Regions from separate parts of the Mus musculus genome. Here region 2 is linked to region 1. A link is a contact called in ENCODE Hi-C data. All regions are on one chromosome and are shown on one strand. The core of a region is the stretch at or near the end of the contact, and the rest is flanking DNA. Distances in the headings are between cores, read along the strand shown.

Region 1 (5,647 bases), core at 1,806-4,305:
ACTCAATTGTACAATCTTAGGATTTTACTGCTGTGAACAGATACTATGACCAAGGCAACTCTTTTTTTTTTTTATTTGTTTGTTTTTCAAGGCAGGGTTTTTCTGTATAGCTTTGGCTGTCCTGGAACTCACTCTGTAGACCATGCTGGCCTTGAACTCAGAAATCCGCCTGCCTCTGCCTCCCAAGTGCTGGGATTAAGGGCATGTGCAACCACTGCCCGGCAAGGCAACTCTTATAAGAACACCATCCAATTTCGGGCTATCTTACAGCTTCAGAGATTCAGTCCATTATCATTAAGGCAAGAGCATGGCAGCATCCAGGGAGGCATGGTGCAGGTGGAGCTGAGAGTTCTGCATCTTCGTCTAAAGGAGGCTAGTGGAAGACTGACTCCCAGGCATCTAGGTCAAGTGCATTAAAGTCCACACCCACAAGCCTACATCTACTCCAACAAGGCCACACCTACAACAGTGCCACTCCACGGGCCAACCATATACAAACCATCATAGGTACAAAATATTTTTATCATGTGGGAAGTCCTGGTTCCATTCCAAAAGGAAAAAGGTAAGAACAATTTTCACATATTTTTTATTTCCAATTTGCCAGATCCCATAAATTCATTATAACTAATGATAATACTCTCTATACCAATCTGGGATTACCATGGATGAGACCCAAATCTGAGCTTGTTTCATATCTCTCCTCTTCTCTGGGGAAGAAGTTATTACCTTGATTTCTAAAGGTGGGAAGACAGAGGCTCAACATATGAAGACCTTTATCTGAAGTTCTACATCTTTAGGAGCTGGGGATGCCCCAGTGTTAAGCTTTGTGCCCTACCCTCTGGCAGACTCAGGAGAGATGTAGAATATGGCTGTGGTAATAACAGCTTCAGTTGCTCCTCATTCTCTTTTGTTTAGTTGGCCCTGGAATAATATAAATAGACTATTCTCAAATTTGTGGTACTCCTCTAGTGCCTGCCTCTGGAGCACTGAGATTACAGGTATGTGCCACCATGCCGGGCCAGCTCACTTTTGAGTTCTTGTTGCATGCTGAATTATGTAACAGCCCAGGGCTCTTGGCATTTTCCTGCATTGTATGCGCAGGACAGCCCTAAAAGGTGGTTTCTGGAGAGCATTTTGCTTACTTACTGGGTTTTTTTTTGTTTTTGTTTTTGAGACAGGGTTTCTCTGTGTAGCCCTGGCTGTCCTGGAACTTACTCTGTAAATTAGGCTGGCCTCAAAGTCACAGAGATCCACCTACTCTGACCCCCAAGTGCTGGAATTAAAGGTGTGTACTACTACTGTCTGGCAGGAGTCTTTCATTAACCCTACTTCCAGATGAGCAAATTGAGCCTCAGAAAAGCAGTCTCATCATCCCAGTGGGTCCAGTACAGTCTGGTCTTCCCTGTTGTTTTCTGCACCCATCTCTTGCCTAGTACACAGGCTCATGCATGGTAGTATCTTGCTGCCCTGACTGGAAACTCAAGGGGAAGTCAATTTTTCAGAAAGTAAAGACTCAGAGGCTGGAATCTGGCCCATAGGAAGAGCAGGTTGGGAGACTTCGTGACTGGAACAATATGATTGAGGAACAGAGCTGATGTGATCAGGCCTTGGGTGACTGGTGAACTGATATCCATAAAAAAAAAATTTATGTAAAAACACACAAGCATCTTCACTCTTCTGGCCTACCAAGCTTGGTACCTATTTCTCATCATAACTTTGGAATGTAGGGTCCCAGGAAATGGTGTCAGGGTGGTGCCGTAAGGAGAGATAGAATAGGAGGGAGGGAGGGGAAAGAAGGGGAAAAGAGGAGTCGGAAAAGGGTGGGAGGGAGGTTTCTGTTATACATCTCTTCTAATGCTTTGAATTACATGGAGAGTTTTAGTTTGATATTAACCTGTCAAGAATTCTGCATGCAGGGTTGGCTCTGTCTTAGTGGGTAAAGATGTTTGCTGCCAAGTTTGACAACCTAAATTTGATTACTGGAAAGAGAAAATCAATTCCCACATGCCAGCCATGGCATGCTCAAAGCCTGTATTCAATCATTCCCCCTCCATCCCCCCCCCAATAAAAATAATTCCTGCCAACATAATTTTTATATTTTTTCTCCATTTAAGGAAAGCTGATCTCTCCTTGACATGCCACGGACATTGTCAAAGCAGTTGTGGTTACTTGCACAAGATAGAACCTCATCATGTTGGGGTGGGGGAGCCTTGGGAGGCTTCACCCTTCCCTGAAGATCTATTGGTAGTAGATGCTGGAGGAAAGAGGTGTCATTTTCCTCAGTGTTGTAGCCACCTATTTAGTTGCCCCAATAAATCAACCCCTAATCTATGCTCTTGCAAGCAAACCCAACTCAGTAGGTCATAAAACAAAGACAAGGAGGTACATGGAGGAACTTGTTGGAAAGAAGGTACAGTGGAAATGCGGGAAATAAAAGGGCAATGGTAGGTGAATATGATAAAAGAACAGTATAGGGTCAGGGATTGAAGTTGATAGACTGCTAGCATGTTCAAATCACTGGGTTCAATTCCTAGCACTGATTAGCCTGGTTCCTCTGGCCTATCATTCTAGCACTCAAGAGGTGTAGGCGGCAGCTCAGACATTCAAGGCCAGTATTGGCTAGAAACTGTCTCAACAACAACAGCAAAACCCCAAGCAAGCGCAAAATACATGATATACATATATGAAGTTGCTGAAAAAAGAAAAAGAAAGAAAAGGCCAGGCGTGGTGGTGCTTGCCTTTATTTCCTGCACTTGGTAGGTAGGGAGAGGCTGGAGGGCTACATAGTGAGACCCTGCCTCAAAAAAGAAAGCTAATGAGTAAAACAAAACGGAAAAATATAAAGTAAGCTGGACCGACTAGGTCCGTATGTGCGCTCGTATTGTAAGTTCGAATGAGCGACACATATCTCTCCCCCTGTCCCACAACCCAACTGTATCTGCGGACATCGGGAAGTGAGGCCTGCCACTGGAGGAGGCGTGGCCTGACGTCCAGGGGGCGTGACCCGAGGCGAGCAGGAAGCGGGAGCCGGTCGCCGCACAAGGAGGCGTTACTGGTCGTTCGGGGTCACGTGAGCGCGCAGGCGCAGCTCGACAGAGCCCGCTCCCTCACACAAAGCCCAGACGCGGAGAAAATGGCGGCAGGGGTCGAAGCGGCAGCCGAAGTGGCGGCGACAGAACCCAAAATGGAGGAAGAGAGCGGCGCGCCCTGCGTGCCGAGCGGCAACGGAGCTCCGGGCCCGAAGGGGTGAGTAGTCTAACAGCAATTGATCCTTCTCTAACTCCAGCCAGGTTACTTCGCAGCTCCGTTAGGTCTGTGGGCCGCTTTCTCTTCTCCCACGGCGGCGCGGCGTCTGCGCAGGCCTTTTCCCTGCCGAGAGTTGGGGGCGGCCAAGGCTGTGACGACGACGAAGCCAGGAGAGCCTAATGGATCGCCCCCTGCCGACAGCGCTTGCCTCCGCTGCCTCAGCCTCCTGGCTGTCTGAGCGCGTCGTCGAGGCCTCAGGCCTGTGGCCTGGTATTTTATTCTCAGAGCAGTGATGGCGCGCGGGCTGCGGGAGATCAGGGCCCGCAGCACCTCTCACTGGGGTCTCGAGGGTTGAACCATTAAGACTGTGTAGTTTCAACCCTTCAGCATACAATCCATAGTAGTGGAAGTATTCTGTCTCAGTTTCTCAGATCTGAGAAGTTAGGGGCGGGAGGCTTGCGCGTGCGAGGTGTCACGTGTACGGTCGGCGGCGCGACCCGGAAGGTGTCGACATGACTCTTGTTGCGGGGTTCCGAGACACCGGTGTTACCCTCATTCTGCAAGAAGTGCTTCTTCCATTAGAATGGCCCCGGACCCGGGCTCCTGGGCTGGAGTTCTTTCCCCTCTTTATAGTCCTACTTCCTAAAGTGCAGTTGGTACCAATGGGAGAAATGGTCTTTGCTTGCTCAGTGTTCATCCTTAGCAACAGACCTAAAGTGTTCGGGTAGAGGCACCACTTCGGGGTTTCAGAAATTAAAATAGACAGACGTCATCATCCCTTTTTTGGAATCCTGCTTGGAGATCTGTCTAGGGACCTTGATTCGTTATTATAAGTGTCCTAGCATGGCCTGAGGAGTCCCAGCCTTTTGGGAGGAGTGGGAAGCTGCAGGATCCAGAGTGCAAAGTGTGGCCAGACTATATAGAGTGAGTTCAGTCTAGGTTGCCATTTAGTCATTGGGAAATTGAGCTAGACCCTAACTCTCAAAAAGAGGGATGAAAACATAGCAATAACCTGGCACTCCAAAGTCCCTAGATTCGATTCCTAATATCAGACCACAGGGTGGTCTTTCTGAGCCCTAAAAAGTTTTCTTCAAGGAGGAAACCATAAGATTCTGCTCCTGTGAAACTCTCCTCATACTGATATACTAATATATCAGCTTGAGGAGGTCTGGAGAAACATTTTGGTTCTAAAATCAGCAGCCCATGTCTCTGAATTTTTGTTTTCCATCAAATGTATAAGGTGGGAAGTTTTAGGACTCTGGGAGTTGAGAGTACTTAAAACACTTGTTAGTGAAGCATTTACCAAGTAATGGCTATTTTGTTACTGGAGGAAATTTCATATCTTTTATCTTAGTTAGGGAGAAGTAAAACACCATTGGTTAACTGGTTCTTGTGTGTTATTCAGCACTGGAGAGGCTGCGTGAGTTCCAGAGCTGATTCGGCTCAAGATTTGCCTAAGCTACATAAGTACTTGCCTGTCGTGTATGAGTGTGTAGATTATAGCCCATTAATAGAGTAGTTACTCAAGATGCACAAGGTCCTGGGGTTCACCCCATAGTACTAAAAGGATAAAGAGGCCTCTCTTTACTACCAGAAAGGCTCAGCTTAGGAGTGTGCTCATTTTTAACTTTCCCTTCCATCCTCTTGGGAACTCGGGGTCTTGAGGATGCTAGACAAGCACTCTTACCTCTGAGCTACACTTGAGCACCTTTAGTTAGTCTCATGTTCAGATTTTTCAGCTTTTGTCATAGAGATGCCTTGTAGGATCAGATTCCCTCTTCTAGTCTTTGTTGTTTTCAGTTTTTGAGTTAGATGCCTGGGCAAACTGTAGAGTCTACAGTGTAGACTGTGATGGCTTTGAATTCAGAACAACGCCTCTGCTTCTGTCACCTCCACCCAGTTGCTGGAATTACAGGTGTGTACTACCACGTCTGGTTCACTTTCTAGGATTTCAGAGGGCCTTATTTAAAAAGCTTTAAGGAAGTTAATTTCTGTCCAGAGTGGTAATGCATGCCTTTAATCACAGCACTTGGGAGGCAGAGGCAGGTGATTATCTGAGTTCAAGGCCAGCTTGGTCTACAGAGCCCAGGACAACCAGGGCTACACAAAGAAACCCTGTTGCAGGGGCAAAAAATTATTTCCTATATATAGAATGCAATGCCGCTAGAGCCTTTCTATATGAAAGATTGCATTTTTAATAGAACACGGTCCTATGGTACAGTTTTAAATTTCCACTGTCTGTATTCAGATAGATAACTTGTGGCTGAGTCATTTGACAGACAGAATGTGCATAGGAAGTATCAGATGAAATAGCCCTTGTGGGAAAGAACCTGAGTGGTCTCAGACTGGCTTAATGGAGGATACCTGAGAAAGTGGCAGCACTTAGTTTTGTAGTGTGGGT
Region 2 (5,647 bases), core at 1,400-3,899, 510 kb before region 1:
CCTCTTCAGGACTGAGGTCCTGCCGGTAACCACTGTCCATCACCCCATAGGCATAGGTGTTCCCGCTGCCAGTGGAAAACATCTGTCCCGAGAGCCGAGTCCCATTGTCATCTACGTAGTAAAGTCCTGGTCCCTAGAAGATGGGAAACCATCCCGAGTTGAACTTGGTTTATTGATCATATCAAGACGCAAGTGTGACTTGTGGAGAGCAAGCAACATAGTGATGCCACCATAGAAATATTTGAGTTAAGACAGCACACTTTAGGGAGCTGGAGAGATGGCTCAGTGGTTAAGACCCCTGACTACTCTTCCAGAGGTCCTGAGTTCAACTGCCAGAATTGAACCACATGGTAGTTCACGACCATCTGTAACGGGATCCAGTGCCCTCTTCTGGTGTGTCTGAAGACAACAAGAGTGTACTCACATAAAATAAATAAATGAATTTTAAAAACAAAAACAAAAGACAGCACACTTTGGTAAACATCAAAACCTGGATCAAGCATGGGGGAGGGGAGGGTTCAATGGGTAAGACACCTCGGGGGGGGGGGGGGCTCACAGACATAGGCCACCCACCTTCTTGTCCCAGCCACAGATCATGCTGCCCATGGAGAGGCCCATCCCCCGGTACTGCAGCATCATGTTGGAAAGCAGCTTGGATGCTGCAGACACGGAGATGCGTTCCCCATTCCGAAGATAATACAACCTGTACGATCGATCGAGGAGGAGGAGGAGAGAGAAGGAGGCCTCAGGGGCGGCAGCTACACCTGCATTCATTTTCTCCCATAGCACGAGGGAGCAGGGATTGTAGAGATGAGTGTTTGGAAGGTATGGACTTGTGGGACGGGACATAAGAGTAAAGGAGAGTTTGGGAATTTAAAATCTCTGATCCGCATTTTAAAAGCCTAGTAAATGATACCACCCTGCAGGTTAAGTGACTGCCAGATTATCTGGTTTATAAGCAGGGACCCAGGCTAGGATTTGGGAGATTTTTAATCACATGAAGGAGATATATATATATATATATATATATATATATATATATATATATATATATATCCCTTATGGTTGCTAAAATGGATCACCCGATGGGGGTGTAAGTGACCTGGGACATGGTGGGGACGGGGGAGGGGCTGAACAAATGAGATGATAAAACCGGCCTACCTGCACTCCTTGGCCAACAGCCTCTCCCAGTACTGGCAGTCGGCTGCACAACCAGACATGGTGCCAAGCAGGTAAGGGTTAATCTCGATCACTTTGTTCATCCTTAAGGAGCCTGGAAGAGTTTTGAGATCAAAGAAATGAGCCCACAGCTCCCCACCCACCCCTCACCCCCCATCCCACCCCCACCCTCAGTGTGCTATAATGCCAGCTCTGTCTGAACTTCGGCCCAGGCCTTCTGCTCTACTGAGGGAACAGCTCCACGAGTCGGACCATTGGAGCACACATGGAGCACACATACTCACTAATGTAACTCCCTGCAGTGGCCCTGGAGTCCACAGCCACGATGACGCCATGCTGGAACTTGAAGGCGAGTGTGGTTGTGCCGTGGGCCATCTCAATTTGAACATTCCTTTCCTGGTCACCACCAAAGGACCTCAGGAATGCGGTGGGCTAAGAGATGCAAGAGGCAGAGGGGCACCTCAGTGCTAGGAGGCTCCTGGCAGGGTGGCAGAGTGAGGAGGGGTCTGCAGACTCTAGATGTCAGTAGCTCCGAAGAAAGAAAAGCAGGATTTAAGCCCACCAGCTTTCTGCTTTCCAGCACGTGGGAACAAAGGTCATGGTAGGCGACTTCAAGGTGTTTCCTAATCCGTGGCTCCTTTGGTTCTCGAAAGCACATTTTAATAACTTGCTCTCATTTTACAGTAGAGGGGCTTGAGACCTAGGCCATCTAATGTGTCGTAGGACACACAGGGTGGGTTGCTGAGACCAAGTAAGGCCACCAAAGTTCATAGGTCTTCCAAGACAACTGTACAGCCCCTGTAGTAGTTAGCAGTGAGTCTGTGGAAGGCATGGTGGTCTGTGCACTGTGTCTTGGGATTGGCACCAACCATCTTCTCAGTCTCGCTGTCTCAACTCCGTGCGTGACTCTCTCTCCTTCTGTCCCTCCCCCACCCCTTTCTCCCGCCTTCCCATGCCTTAATCTCCACGTTGGTTCTTCAGGGCTAGCCTCGATGCTGCTCTCCTGGACGGCCCCTCCTGGCGTCCTCACCTCCTCAGACCCAGGCAGACACTCCTTCCTCTGTGCCACCCACCACCACCCACCTCCTGCATCTCTCCAGAACGCCCTACAGTCCTCACCTGCATTCCCCGGGGAAGTGCGAGCTCCGGAGCTTGCGCGGAGAAACTGTAGTGTCCCGGGTCCGAGCGACCCCCGCTTCCCGCATCCAGGGCAGCCCACTCGGGCCGCTGCCCCCGAGCGGCACCGCACAGATCCAGTAACGCCATGACCACTTGGCCCCGAAGATCCGTCGACTCTGCGACAAGGAAGTGAAAGCGAAAGCCACAGTACCAAGGGGAGGGAACCAGTCCCCCACCCCCATCCCCTGCCCTTTCCGAGTAGAGCCCAGTTAATGGGTGTCTGAACTAAAACAATGTGTTGGGGACGAGTTTTCCTGCTGCCACATCAGTGAAACCAGCTAGAGAATGGGCTGTGGGGTGGAAGAAGAGGTGCGCCTTCGGAGGCCGCCTAGCAGTGGGGTGCGTGAAGACCCACAGGCGGGGGACGGGGGGGGGCATCTTCTGGGAACAGCGGAGGACTGAATAGGGTCCTATCTCCTAAAGAGGTTGTCTAGAACGTTGGAACCTGAGAGGAGTATTGAGCAGATCCACCTAGGCGTGCGTCCTGGGGATGGGGGCAGCACTCAAATAAATGAGCATCATTTTATAGAAACTGGAAAATGCGATAAATGGATGCACAGGGGTCTTTAGGTCCTGGGACAACCAGGAAAAAACGGAGAAAGACGAACCAAGGAGAGGACTCAGTCGGGCCTTTTCATGTGTCCCTCCTAGGGCCCCTCTTGGTTCAACAGTCTCACTACCCTGAGCCACCCACGAGGACGCGCCCTTGCCCGGGGCTGCTCACGTCGCGCAAGTCAGGGCTGCGCGCTCCTTCCTTGAATCCTCAACCCCACCTCTTCTTTGCAACCTTTATGGACATTATCTGCCCAGGAACTGCTGACGTCACACACCGGGCCCTCCCTGAATGGAAGAGATTTACTGGCTAATCCTATCCATTTCATTGAGATTATCCCGGCGTGTGCCGCTGAGGAGAAGATGAAAGAATCTGAACGGGCGGGCGAGGTTATCCAGTCTGATTTTCTGGGGTCCCCACCCGCGGCGCTACCGCGCTTCCTCCAGCCTCAGCGAGGAAGAGAAGGACTCCAAGATGCAGTTGCTGCTGCCTTGGGGTGCGGAGAGGGAGGGGCTGCCGCCCGGTCCAGCTCAGCACTAGGAGTCCGTGGGTGAGCAGTAAAGAGAAATGAGAGCCCCAGGAAATAAAAGCTGATGGACCCAGAAGTAAAACAGAATTCTGAAGAAGAACGGGACACTGTCCTGGGGGGGGGGGGGGGGCTGACTAACTCAGCTAGGACTTTGCGGGAGCTAAGAAACGGGAGAAGCCACAGTACAAAACACCAGTTTTATTACAAATATCAAACACCCATAGAACACCCAAATGCCAGCCTATGCCTTTGGTTAATTGCAAGCTGCTTGTCCTTTCTCTCTGTACACTTTGGGCGTTTCTTCTCATTCTATCACAACGCCACATAAACCAGGTTTGTGTGTGCATGCTGTGATACAAGCTCAGCACCGGGAGGGTGGAGACCGGAGATTTAGCAGCTCAGTGTTGGTGTGAGGTACCTGAAACCCCGTCTAATAGGGAGCGGGTCGGGGAAACACATTCGTGGTAAATTCCGGGTATCTCCTAGAGTTTACATTTTCTCATGTAACAAGCACCTCCGCTCCTCAACTGTCTCCGTGGGTGTGGTAATATCTTTGCTCCCAGGTTCTCTGTCACACAGAGTAGAGGACAGGAGGGGGACAGCACGCAGTGTGCAGTCCAGAGGCCTTGTCAGTCTGCAGGAGCCGCAAGAGCCTCTACCATGGCCCGGTAGCACCCTCCTCTCTTCATGAGCTGCAGGTGGGTGCCCTGCTCGCCGACAGAGCCTTCTCTGAGAAAGAGGATGTGGTGGGCCTGCTCTGCCAGGCTGAGCTGCTGGGTGATAAGAAGAACCGTCCGAGAAGCCCGCTTGGGGCTCTCATACAGGAGCCGCTGGACCTGGAGAAACACACAGACATTACAGTTCAGGGGACCCCTGTGCTTCCAGGGCTGGGACACATTGTCGATATCCCTGGTCTGCAGCACCCCTCCAAACCTATGACTTGTTAAGATGTCCTCACAAGAGGGGGGTACAGAGAGAGAGAGAGCGGAAGCATGATGGGGGAGGGGACTGAACAGTCTCTCATCTCTACCCATAAGCTGGGAAATTTGAAAAGGAAATTATTCTTCTCCCATATATTACATCCCGACTGCTGTTCCCCCCTCCTCTCCTCCCAGTCCCTCCTACTCAACCCCCTACCTCTCCTCGATTGCCCTTCAGAAAAAAGCAGGCCTCCCAAGGACACCAACTGTCTTGGGAGATGGCATACTAAGTGAAGTAAGACTAGGGTCTCCTCGTCCAGCCTTAATATGTGGAAATTTTTTTACGTTCCAAAAAACATATATTAATTTATGCTTTGAGAATTTCATATATGAATATAATGAAATATAACCATACCACCTCCCGTTTCCCTCCTCTTCCCCCCCCCACCCACCCCACATGTCACCTTTCCTATGTCATACAAATTTTTAATAACCCACTAATAAGCTGAGAAAACATTTTGTAATTTGTTTTTATTTTATGTTCATTGACGTTTTGCTTGTGTGCAGGTGTCAGAAACCCTGGAGCTGGAGCTGCAGATGGTTGTGAGCTGCCATGTGGGTGCTGAGAATTGAACCCAGGTCCTCTGGAAGAGCAGCTAATGCTCTTAAAACTAATGCTATTAACTGCTGAGCCACCCCTCAGCCCCTAAAATGAGAATTTTTTATAGTCAATCTAAAGAAATGTAATGCAGGGGCTGGAGAGTCAGCTCAGCAGTTAAGAGCACTGGCTGCTCTTCCAGCAGACCAGGGCTTGACTTCCAGTACCCACATAGTGGTTCACAACCATCCATAACGCCAGTTCCAGGGGATCCACACCTTCTTCTGACTTTCAGAGACACTGGGCACATACATACATTCAGGCTAAACACTCATACACATAAAATAAATTAATCTTAATTTAAAAAAAAAAAGAGTAAGAGTAACAAAGAGCACGAGTGTTTGGATGATTTGTGTCTGGACCCAGGCTCCACTGCTCAAAAGCTGTGTGACTTTTAGAAGGTTAATCAACCTCTCCTAGCCTCTATTTTGTCATCTACAGAATAAGCACAGCAAAAGACTCTGATGGACAAATTAGTACAAAGGGTGGGATAGAACGTCTACGACACAAAGCAAGCTTAGCCCATACAGATTGTTAGGACAGTAGCCCTGCTCACTGGTTCCCGTGTCCGGGAGAAAAGCTAATGGGACCAAGAGTTCCAAGGACAGGTTTGAACAGTTCTGTTGTTG

Evidence for each region. A loop is a pair of places that touch in the nucleus more often than their neighbours do.
Region 2: a loop to region 1 is called in a map of T-helper 2 cell, with 5 times the contacts of the local background. The contact joins the promoter of Psmb8 here to the promoter of Hnrnpm in region 1. A Hi-C loop is called at or near these places in 2 of 37 maps with a recorded cell type or tissue (T-helper 1 cell and T-helper 2 cell).

What each region holds. Positions count from the first base shown.
Region 1 is chr17:33,682,866-33,688,512 of GRCm38, reverse strand. It overlaps Hnrnpm (heterogeneous nuclear ribonucleoprotein M), which reads left to right and starts at 3,055. Exons shown (of 16, transcript NM_029804.3): 1 at 3,055-3,246. The coding sequence starts at 3,134. It also overlaps a transcript of Marchf2 not described here.
Region 2 is chr17:34,195,197-34,200,843 of GRCm38, reverse strand. Psmb8 (proteasome (prosome, macropain) subunit, beta type 8 (large multifunctional peptidase 7)) reads right to left here and starts at 2,649. Exons shown (of 6, transcript NM_010724.2): 1 at 2,299-2,649; 2 at 1,464-1,611; 3 at 1,162-1,273; 4 at 574-703; 5 at 1-133. The coding sequence starts at 2,445. Tap1 (transporter 1, ATP-binding cassette, sub-family B (MDR/TAP)) reads right to left here. Exons shown (of 11, transcript NM_013683.2): 11 at 3,619-4,276. The coding sequence ends at 4,070.